Regions from separate parts of the Homo sapiens genome. Here region 2 is linked to region 1. Evidence: chromatin loops called from intact Hi-C (ENCODE). Cell type or tissue: PC-9. All regions are shown on one strand. Each heading gives the region's core, and the rest is flanking DNA. Links, peaks and the distances in the headings are about the cores only.

Evidence for each region. Hi-C counts contacts between places; a loop is a spot of excess contacts. Peaks named below come from ENCODE experiments on the same cell type or tissue, not always from the same donor. Only the 100,000 strongest peaks of a DNase experiment are listed, where the experiment ranks them.
Region 2: it touches region 1 in a loop (1.9-fold over the local background); 5 of 110 quality-filtered maps call a loop at or near these places.

The regions. Positions count from the first base shown.
Region 1 is chr11:12,800,252-12,805,630 of GRCh38, reverse strand. The region is part of intron 3 of TEAD1 (TEA domain transcription factor 1); the gene reads right to left. Among named protein-coding and RNA genes, the nearest start is that of TEAD1-AS1, 120 kb to the left of the region's middle. In PC-9, for the core only: no CTCF peak of the experiment used is centred there; DNase peaks (open chromatin) are centred at 2,310, 2,770 and 3,490; H3K4me3 peaks cover 2,263 bases; H3K27ac peaks cover 4,762 bases.
Region 2 is chr11:12,751,615-12,756,993 of GRCh38, reverse strand. The region is part of intron 2 of TEAD1 (TEA domain transcription factor 1); the gene reads right to left. Among named protein-coding and RNA genes, the nearest start is that of TEAD1, 80 kb to the right of the region's middle. RefSeq lists a silencer at 1,098-1,392. In PC-9, for the core only: no CTCF peak of the experiment used is centred there; a DNase peak (open chromatin) is centred at 2,783; H3K27ac peaks cover 1,241 bases.

The sequences.
Region 1 (5,379 bases), core at 285-5,284:
CTCTCATAGCAATCTGGGATCAAGCATTTTGCAAATAAAAAGGGCAAACTCAATATGGGTAGACCTAAGGCCCTAATTCTAGTGGTTCTACATCAGAGATCATTTTTATAATAATATTGCTTTAATATTGGCTAGGATATGTTACATGATCTTTACTTCTAGGTTTGAAAAGGAATTAGACATCCACAATATATAATTATGACATAACAACCACAGTGAATTGAACCTGTGCTGTGATTCTGAAGACTTCCTGCAGTTAAAATTGCCCATCTCACAAACTATAGTTACAAATGTTCTAACATCTCTAAATTGATCATATTCAGCTGCCCCCAAAGAAATAAATAAACAATATAAAGCAGGCATGTTCATTGTGATATACATCTTCCTTCATTACTAGCATGTGTCTTGCAGGCAGATGACATGCCTGCTCACTTATACAATTTTCATGACTGGAAATTTTAAAGGAGATTCATTATATTGTTGACCTTCACAGTAAGCCACCAAATGGTCTTTTGATCCCTGCTTCAATACTTCTCGCTATATCCTAAAGCAGAAGCCCAGTCCACCTTTGCAGGACTGTGAAGAATATCTTTTTTATAATTGAGCCAAAATGTGACTGCCTTTTAAGATTATAACTAGAGTCTACTGGACAAATGTGCTGCTTCTTCACCCATGTCTCTGCAGAGTCTTTTCTAAGTCAGGGCAAATACTACCACTCCCACATCCACCCCATCCTTTGAATGATTTTGTGTGACATGTGGTTTCTTCTCTTTATCATCTGGGGTGCTGCCCTCTGAAGAAACCCTAGTTTTTACGTTCTCTCTAAAGGGGCTTTCTTTTGTCCACCTTTGCATCCCAACACATAGAAAGGTACCTGGCATACAGTATAGTGGAGAGAGGCAGGGAGCGAAGGAAGGAAAACAGAACCCCTGGCTCCAAGTGTGTTCTAACATGGTATGCATCCTCCTCTATCTGCACACTCCGAGGTAACACTCGCTTCTGCAGAAGCCACATCACAAACTTACTGTGATCGCACAGTCAACAAAAATCACATAGTACTGATCTCCCATTACAACACATGTTTGTCACTCTTAGGTATTAACTAAGGGGCAGTTCAGACCATAGTTCTTGCATTCAGCTCAGACTATGTCTCTGTTTTCAACACAGTAGATAAAATTAAAAAGCAGATCAAAGGTCTCATTTATGCATTGTATAAACTATAGTTTTCTGCTTAATAAGGTTTTCAGAGAAAGAAGCGAAGCTAGCCTGGGGTGGCTCGTTCTTGGTGAACCCATGCTAGGTCCCAGGGACCACCGCTAGGGAAAAGCCATACTTCTCTGCCCATATTAAGGGGAGTTCAATGCTCAAGAATGGTCTGCTGAATGCATTCAAAGCCGTATTTTGCAAGCTGGGAAAGCACTTGCTCCCATAAAGTTTCCTTAAAAAGGTCTGAAGAATGGAAATATCACAAAGCACAGTCTTTCCAAGTTAATACTTCAAAGAGAATTACATTTGTTTGGGTAAATAAGCTCTGGCACACGTGCCTCAAAATTAAATTCTACTATTTTATCACTGGACCTAAGCTTCATGATTTCCTGAGACATACTTAGGCATCTAATTACACATGTACACCACCAAATTCTAACTAACCTCCTTAGCAAAAGTCTCCCAGAGCCCTGCAATCTGTGATACGTACCGCCTAACTCCACCACCAAATCCACAACGCTGCTTCAGGACAAGTGTTGGCGTCCTATAAACCAACAGGTCTAGATTAGAATTCCACAACCTTGGGCAGGCAACGACTCCTTGGAACCCCAGTTTCCCATCTTTAAAATACTTAATAGGGCCTCGTTAGCAGGTTTGCTGTGAAGGATACAGGAGACCTCATTTTGTGAAAGTCTGGCTCAGCAACTGAAATGTGGTAGGCATTCAGGAAATGCAGTCTTCTTTCCCATCTGCCTCCTGTCTTCCCATTGCAGATGTGAGATAAAAAGCTCCTAAGCGTCCCAGCACGGAGAGCCACACAGCTGGCGCCATGAGCCACACAGCAGGCACAGAGGGCCACACAGCTGGCATGGAGGGCCACACAGACTGCACTCAGTCCATGAAAGCTATGAAAATTATCTTCATTGCATGGCTTATAAAAAAGCTACAGTTTCCTTTCCTATTTTACCAACAAGCCACCTGAAGTTGCCTTCTTCCCACAAACAATGAACTTAAACCAAGAAAGAGAAGCCTTTCCTCATTATGCCTAAAAACAAAGCTGCTCTGACTAATTCACATTCAGACTCATAATCCTTCATCCAAGGGCCTTTGCAAATGCCAAGACCCTCAGGGAAGCAAAATTTCCTCGAATGTACAGGGGCTGAGAACACTCGGGGTTTCAAGATGACTAATCATGGAAATGTACTATAAACAGGGAATATTAAAGAGCTTAGAAAGCCTCTCGGGGAAAGGGGGGAAAAATCCTCACAATTCAGGGCTTGGTGGAGAGAACAGCAGTTTTATGGCAAAACAAAAAAAAAAAATACAGGTGAAAATGTTAGGCAGGCGCAACTTCTGTTTTCCCAGAATCCAGGGCCCGGGTTGGGCTGGGTAGAGAGAAGTCTCCTCGGCTTCTTGCTACCATGGTGTTTTTTTCTATCTTGACAATTCACTTCCCCAACAGGCATGCCGCCAACTCAAATGAGACTCAGAGCAGTGAAAAGCCCTTCAGGTAAACAGTGTGATAAGCTAAACTGAAAAACTAGACAATGTTTTTGGACTATGAGGGTGTTGCTATGGAGACAGTTGCTAATTAACTGCTTTCAACCAGGAGAACAAAGGGCTCGGGGCAAGCAGGCCTCGGTATCTCCGAGTGAGCAATGCTTCCAGCCTTGCGCAATCGGCACATCGCTCATATCTGGAATACCTGAGACCCGGTCGGGTCGGCCACATGCCTGAAGAAATGACAAAAGTGTGTTTTCTTCATCTTGACCTGGATTCATAACACCTGGCCACCAGAACCTCTCAGGGAAGGAAGCAAGTGGCACAGGGAATGCAGATTCACAGGAAGCAAGGCCCCTCCACCACCAGTCAGGCACTTTCCTAAATAGTGTTTTGTCAAACACTATCTGTGAAGGGTCGGGCGGCGGTGAGATGGGGGGAACATGTAATTGTTTTAAACTATATATTTTACTTTATGGGCTTTAAGTTCAAAGGGCAGAGATAAATCTCCCCTTCTTCAGGATTCAACTTCCTCGGGTTAAAAAAAAAGTGACTGGATTTTTCTCAAAAAGAAATAATAAAACCCATCATTATTCCATATTTCGAAGTCCCACACACATTGTGGTCACTCAAAAAGTAATAACAAAAAAGTTAATTGTAATCTGACTTATCACATGAATTTTTCTCCTCCAACCTCATCCCAGGCTGACTTGGCTGGTTCAGATGTGGTCTCATCTTAGAGGCTAAGTAGGTGCCCTGAGGCTGAAATGCTCTGTTCTGAATGGGTAACCTTTGAGCTATATCTAGTTCAAACCAAAGATCTATATTCCCTTCACAAATACTTAAACTCAAGTGTGAAATGTGAACAGGGCTTGGCATAACCACCTCAAGTGACTCAAAAATCTAGTGAGGGCTCTGTCTCATTCCACAGTGACCTGAAGGTGCCCATTTCAGCCCTCAGTCTAATTATATTAAACATATCTACATTAAGCCAAACTCAACCAAGCTATTGTGTGATACATTCTGCCTCCCCACAACAAAATCAAGTGATTTCCTTTTTTTACACTCTTAAGAATCACCAATCAATACAGCCTGTGGGCAACCCACCTTCATCATCTGAGGCATCATCTGGATTAAGCATGTTATGATTCTGAATGAAATACAACCATACAATTCTTGGTTTGACTCTGTGGCGACAATGCACATAAACATCTTCAGGAAAGTCCAACCATCTTCTGGCATCACTGAAAATCCACCTAAGAGCATGGGCTTTGGAAGCAGACACGCTCAGGTTCAAACCAAGGCTCCAACTTAGTATTGCACTATCTGTGAAAACCCCTTTGAGCTTCAGTTTGTGCATCTGCAAAATAGGTCACTAATATCTATTTCACAGAGTTACTGACATTATTCAGTGAATTAAAGTGTTCCCTACAGCCCTTAGCCTATAGTAAGTACTCAACAGACCACAGCAATTAATTAAAGCCTCCATTAATTTACTACTTTTCTTTAAGATGAGGTAAAACTGCTGTTAGCTCTAGTTTCTACATCTGCAGCCAAGCTCATGAAGAGAGAAAAGGGGATTTTTAGTCTGAGCTGTGGCCCCGTCCACCCCAACCTAGCACCCTCCTCTGTCCACAATAGCCCATCAAGACCAATCACCATGTATAACTGGAGAAGCTTTTATTGCGGTGAAAATTGCAGAATTGGGGCTAATTTTCAAATCCAGCCCCAATTTCTAGGCTACACTTACTCTTTTCTTGTGAAACCAAGGAGTTAAATTCTTGCTTTGCAGATGGCAGCTTTTTAATAAGGCTTTCAGCCCAAGCCCCTCCCTGCCTGGGTTAAATTTCATCAGCCATTGCCCAGGGACATCTCACTCTTCTCGTTTCAATCTCTCCTTCCTCTGCTCCTTCCAGGCTGTGCTTCCAGCAATCCCCATCCATCCATGCATTCAACAGAATTTTTAAACCACCAATTCTGTGCCAGGCATGGTGCTGACACTGAGAACACAAAGATGCAACCAACCCCATTCACAAGGGGTACTTAGGCTAGTGCCTAAGATAAAGACAGCTATATAGGACTCTTAGAAATCTATGAGACTAGCCTTGTGCTAGGAAAAAGACATGGTGCTTGGGGGCAGAGAAGGGAGGAAAGGAAGATGAGAGGCCCCACCACAGTATTCCCAGATTGAAGAAAATTCCCACCCCAGAGGAGAAAACCATGGCTCCTGCCTTGAGGCTCTTTTTCATTTTTTTGTCACCATTCACTTTCATTGCATTCCCTACAGTCCCCTCTACGTGCTGTGCTAAGTACAGCGGTCAGGAGGAGGGAAGCTGACCTTGAATCAGCACCTTAGTAGAATTCCCTGATTGATATGCTTTGCGTCCCCCTCCCTTATCAGCCCTCTGAACGTATCTCTAACACAGCAGGAACCATCGCTGTGTTTCCTGTCAGTCTCCCCAGCTGGTATGAGAACTATCCAAGAGCAGAAGCCTTATCTAATTTGTATTTCTCTCCAGAGCACCTACCACAGTACCTGGCACATAGCTGTTTGATCAAAGCTTGCTACACTGAACTAAACTGCAGTCCAGATCCTTTGGATAATTTATGCAAGATCACAAAGCTAAGAGGTAAAACCGGCTCAGGACCCAGAGCTCTGACTCATTCATTCTC
Region 2 (5,379 bases), core at 279-5,278, 49 kb after region 1:
TCTCTCATAGGAGAAAAGCTCCCCTCCAACAAAAAGACTGGGGGGAAAAAAGGTGCTTTACTTCCAAAGTGAACTGGTACCTCAAAACCAAATTCAGCCTTCTCCCAGAACTAGGTGTCAGGCATAATGCCAGCAGTTTCTGCCTAGAGGATCTTATTTAATCGCTGCACTTCCCCCTTTAGTATTATCCCCACCTTGTGAGGTTCAGAGACCTAAATAAGTTGTCCAAAGTCCTATACTTAACAGAGATTCAATCTAGGAGTCATTTTCCAAACAGAATGCACATTCTATGGGAATATCAAATACACTATACCCTCACTAGACAGTAGGATGTAGGCAGTGCTGAATTCTTAGCTCTGTAGATGACTGATATCATCAAGGACAGTCTAATTAATTCCTAATGAATAGTGATGATCCTGACTCACCGCTGTGGGCAGCTGAGAGGAATGTCAGACACTAATAATGGTTAATTGCTTTTGCATATGTAAAGTGGGTTGTGTTATTATTTTCCTACCATTTAAGACACTAGCCAACCTTGCTAACAAGTGGCCTGAGAAAAATACAAGTGAAGATTGGCAGCCTGGATTTTGTAGGCAACCACAGAAGAGATGGAAGCACAGAAAGTATGTCATTGTCAGAGACAGGGCAGAATTCTCAGGGAATGGGAATGCTGATGCTGAGAACTGAGGCAACATGTGCCACAACGACAGCAGCAGCCAGTGAGCCTTGGTGCCAATGCCAACAGGTTCCCTCTAATTTCAGCAGGGAGGAGTGGATAATTACTCCTTCTCGTTTTCAAAAATCACTTCCGTGTCAACAGAATCCCATCAACAAGCCAATATCTCTTCACCAAGCCCCAATGCTAAGCATCCCATTAGAGGACTTAGCATTACCCTCCTGAGAATCCCTGATTAATTCTCCGCTCCATCAGCCCTAAGTACTTGCCCAGGTGACAGCTCAAGAAAAGCTCTGATTGATTTCATGCTATGCAGCTCTGATGGGACCACTCTGCATTACCAGCCTTTAGGGGAATAGCCCACCCCATCCCCTTAATGAATCTGTTAGCCATTGAGAACAGAAATCCTGCCCCTTCCTTTCTCCCGTCACTACCACCAGTCAAGCTGATCATTGTTGTTCTTTATCAGTGGACTCCTTCAAAAGGACAAGGCCACAGACCCAGTTTCAGGCAATCTATCCTATCTGACCATTCCAAAGCAAAGACCTGATACCAAGACAGTGCATGCCCAAAGTGAGCGTGAACCAGAGGACATGACTCGTAGCCCAAGTCACTCCCACCCTGGGAAATGGACAACTTAACCTCGGGAAACACATTTCAACCCCAGAAACAGAAGCTTCTTTCCTGCTTTAAGAGAGCAAACGTCCCAACTGTTAGCAGTAAGGAGCTGTCAGTATTTCAAAAGGAAAACTCATAAGCCTTTTCCCAGGAGTAACAGTCAAAGAAAACCTTAAGACTAACTCCCCAATTCCAGTAGCCTGTGGAGTCAACATACACTTGGGGTAGACTAACCAACCATAATGCTTACTAAAAATAAAGAAAACACCAGGAAAACAACACTCCTTAGCCACTAACCTATGGATCACATCACTTTCTTAGTTGGTACGATTCACCATCCGATTATTATAACTCGGTATTTTAAATGACAATGAGCATAAAGTAAAAATCAAAAGTAGAAGTAAAAAGACATTAACATACAAGATAAATATAAGTATATACACCATTTCAAGAAGTCCCCTCAGCTGCATGACTGATGGAATGCCTAGAAATGGGTCTTATACCATTAGAAATGGCTCCCTAAGAGGGAAGTCTATAGGTAAATGCCTGGAGAGTCATCCCTGCTTACTAAAGGCCAGGTGAGACTCACCCAATGTTACACAGTCTGTTGACAGCCAACTTAAATGATATGTTGGCACTGGCCTCACTCCAGGTCCCAGCAGCAATCTGCCCAGATGCGGCCCCCTTGGCTGATTCAGAATTCTAATTGTGCTGCATCAGAAACGGCCCTCCCTACTTTGCATACAAAAGTAGTCCAGGGCCTTCTCCACCAGCTTCTATGACTTTGGATGCTTCTCTCATTCTGGCCATGCCCCATCTATCCTAAATTATTGAGACAGGCATTCTGGGGGTTGGGGAGAGAAGCAATAGGGAAATCCACACTTCACTCCTGATTGAGTCATAAGCCAATCAACAAGGAAAACCTGAATCAGGATGGCATTTTAAAGAGCTAAACTGCGAAGGCCAAGCCCTGCTCTGGTCCTTCAACCACAGCTCCTGACATTCAGTGCTCTCAGGATCTAATGGATCCAAATGGATTTCATCAGCACTCACATCAGGATCCAAAATCTAGGCTCTAACATGCCCAAAAGGAAAAAACTCTTTCCTGTCAACCTAAGGAACCAAAACCACAATTCATCACATTGTTTGCCTTCCCACTGTTTATATTTTCATTGTTTGTAACAGGCAGAAGTCTGATAGTCTCTAGACTATCAGAAATCAGGCTGTCACTTTCTCTTGTGTGGGTGTCAGATCTGGTCTGCCTTTACCCATTTCTAATGGATCTGAGCATACAGATCCTCAAAGCATACCCAAATCACACATGGATATTTCTAAGTCCCAAAACATGATCATAAAACTCCTCCGGGGCAGAGGCAGAGGCAGAGCCTGTGTGACCTCTACAACCTAGGACAGTGTCAAATAACATTGGGATGCTGGATAAAAGTGAGACAACATAAAACAACAAATAAAATGAACCTGTTTGAATAAATGCAGCTCTTGTGCAATCTTGAGGAAGAAAATCAAAGCTGAACGACTTAAACTGCCCAATATGAAACCTCAATGCAAAGCTTAGTCATTAATAGTATAGTACTGGCACAAAGATAATGAAAATAGGCCAAGGAATCAGATTAGAGAATCTAGAAACAAACTCATACACATACGTTCACTTGATTTGTAACAAAAGTGACACTGCATTACCCTGAGTAAAGAAATTTTTTTCCTGATACATGAGCCAGGTTGATTGATAGCCATACGAAAAAAATAAAAATTGACCCCACCACACACAATAGTTTACAATCCATCTGAAATAGACTTTAGATCTGAAAGTAAAAAAACCAGTAAAGAATTTATAAGGATTCTTAGCAGATTACCTACATGGCCATAAAGTAGTCGAGGATACTTTAAAGGAACACAAAAGCACTAATCAGGAGGGAAAAACATGATAAACTGGACCAAATCACAACTCAGAACTCGCTTTCTTGAAAGAACCATTAAGAAAATCAAAGCAGGCCACAAAGTAGATACTTGCAACACATTTATTCAACAGAGACTCATATCCTTCATCCTACAGGAACTCCAAACAATAAGAAATCAGACAACCCAATAGAAAAAAAAGTAAAAAGCTAATGTATTTTATGAAACATAACCAAATGGCCCATAAACATATGAAAAGGTGTTCAACATGCCTAGTTATTAAAGAAATGCAAATTAAAACAATGTGATACCTCTATCCAGCCACTAGAAGAGCTACAGTAAAGAGACTAATACTAAGGATTTTCAAGGAGATGGAGTAAATGGAATTCTCAAAGAACTGATGAGAGCGCAAATTGGTACAATCATTCTGGAAAACTCTTTGGCAATATCTACATACCAAAACTGATTATATGCATACCTCCTGATTCAGCAATTCCAAATCCCAGGTAGAGATGCTAAAGAAATGCATGCCTATGTTCACCAAAAGACAGGTATAGGAATGTTTATATTTTCATTGTTTGTAACAGACAGAAACAGCCAAATTTTTATTAACAATAGGACATATAAACTATAGTATAATCAGGCTGGGCGCTGTGGAACACATCTGTAATTCCAGCACTTTGGGAGGCCGAGATGGGCAGATTGCTTCAGCGCAGGAGTTGAGAGCAGCCTGGGCAACATAGTGAGACCCTATCTCTACAAAAAAAAAAAAAAAAAATTAGCTGGGTGTTGGTGGCGCATGCCTGTAGTCCCAGCTACCCCAGAGGCTGAAGTAGGAGGATCACCTGAGCCCAGGCGGTCAAGCTGTAGTGAGCTGTGATCACGCCACCGCACTCTGGCCTGAGAGAGTGTGAGACACTGTCTTAAAAAAAAAAAAACTGTAGCATATTCATAAAATAGAATGGTATACAGCTGTACTGTCCAATGCAGTAGGCACTAGACACATTTGTGAATTTAAATGTAAATTAATAAGATTAAAAATTCAGTTGTTCAGTCACACTACTTGTATCTCATGAGCTCAATATTCACAAGTGGCTAATGGCTACTGTGTCATACAGCACAGACAAAAATCATTTCACAGCCACAGAAAGTTCTATGGGACAGCAATAGAATATAAATAAATGACAACTGCAAGTAACAACATGGGTGAATTGTACCAACGCAATATTGAGGAAAAAAAAGATACAAAGAAATATATACTATACTGTCTGCGTCCGTTCATACCAAGTTCAAACACTAACGAAATTCATCTACGTTATTAGAAGTCAGGGTAGCAACCACCCTTTAGGGTTGGGAGTACTGACTGGAAGGCAGCGTGGGGAGGCTTAGGAGGTTCTGGTCATGTCAGTGCAGATCAATAGATCAATGGCTCTGGATGCCAATGCATTCAAATGGAAAAACACAAGGGACTCAATATTGATGATGTGTGTGCCCTTTTCTGTATGTAAGTTGGACTTCAATAAAAATTATTTTAAAAAAAAAGAAAGAAATGAAAAAAAAAAAAAAAAAAAACTGCCCTGTTTCAGTGCCTTTCTGATTCCAGTTACCTTAGAGAAAGATTATTCCAGGAGCTCTGAATACATTTGCCTTTTTTGAATTATGCTTTGATGTGCTGCCATCAGCATATGAAGGGTTATTAGAAGAAACAGCCAATGGGATTTGTCTCTAGAGTGAATGCAAGGATGTGGAAGACGCTGCTCATCACGTCACACAGACTGATCTTTACAAAGATCCCAAAGGAAAGTTCTACAGCAAACAAAACACAATGTGTTTTTTACCTCGTGGTCAAGCCATTGGCCTTTCCTTTACTCAGTAGCCACCAAAGTGCACTGAGCCACACTGGCAGGCCCCTCAGAGAGTGCTCAGAGGTGGTTTTGGTCGGCAAGTTTGGTTTCATTCCTAAGTCCACATTTAGTCTTCACCTCTATCCTCTTCTTTTTCTCCATTCTTTCTCCCACCTTCTATTTATGCTATTTTACAGTCTTGCATGCTGCCTTAAAATGATTCTGAAACATGATAGGGTATAAATATGAAAGGGAAAGTTTCTGTTTTCTAATTATCTGTTTCAATTTAATGTGGTAAAAGCATTTACTGAGAGCCCCTCCCACCCC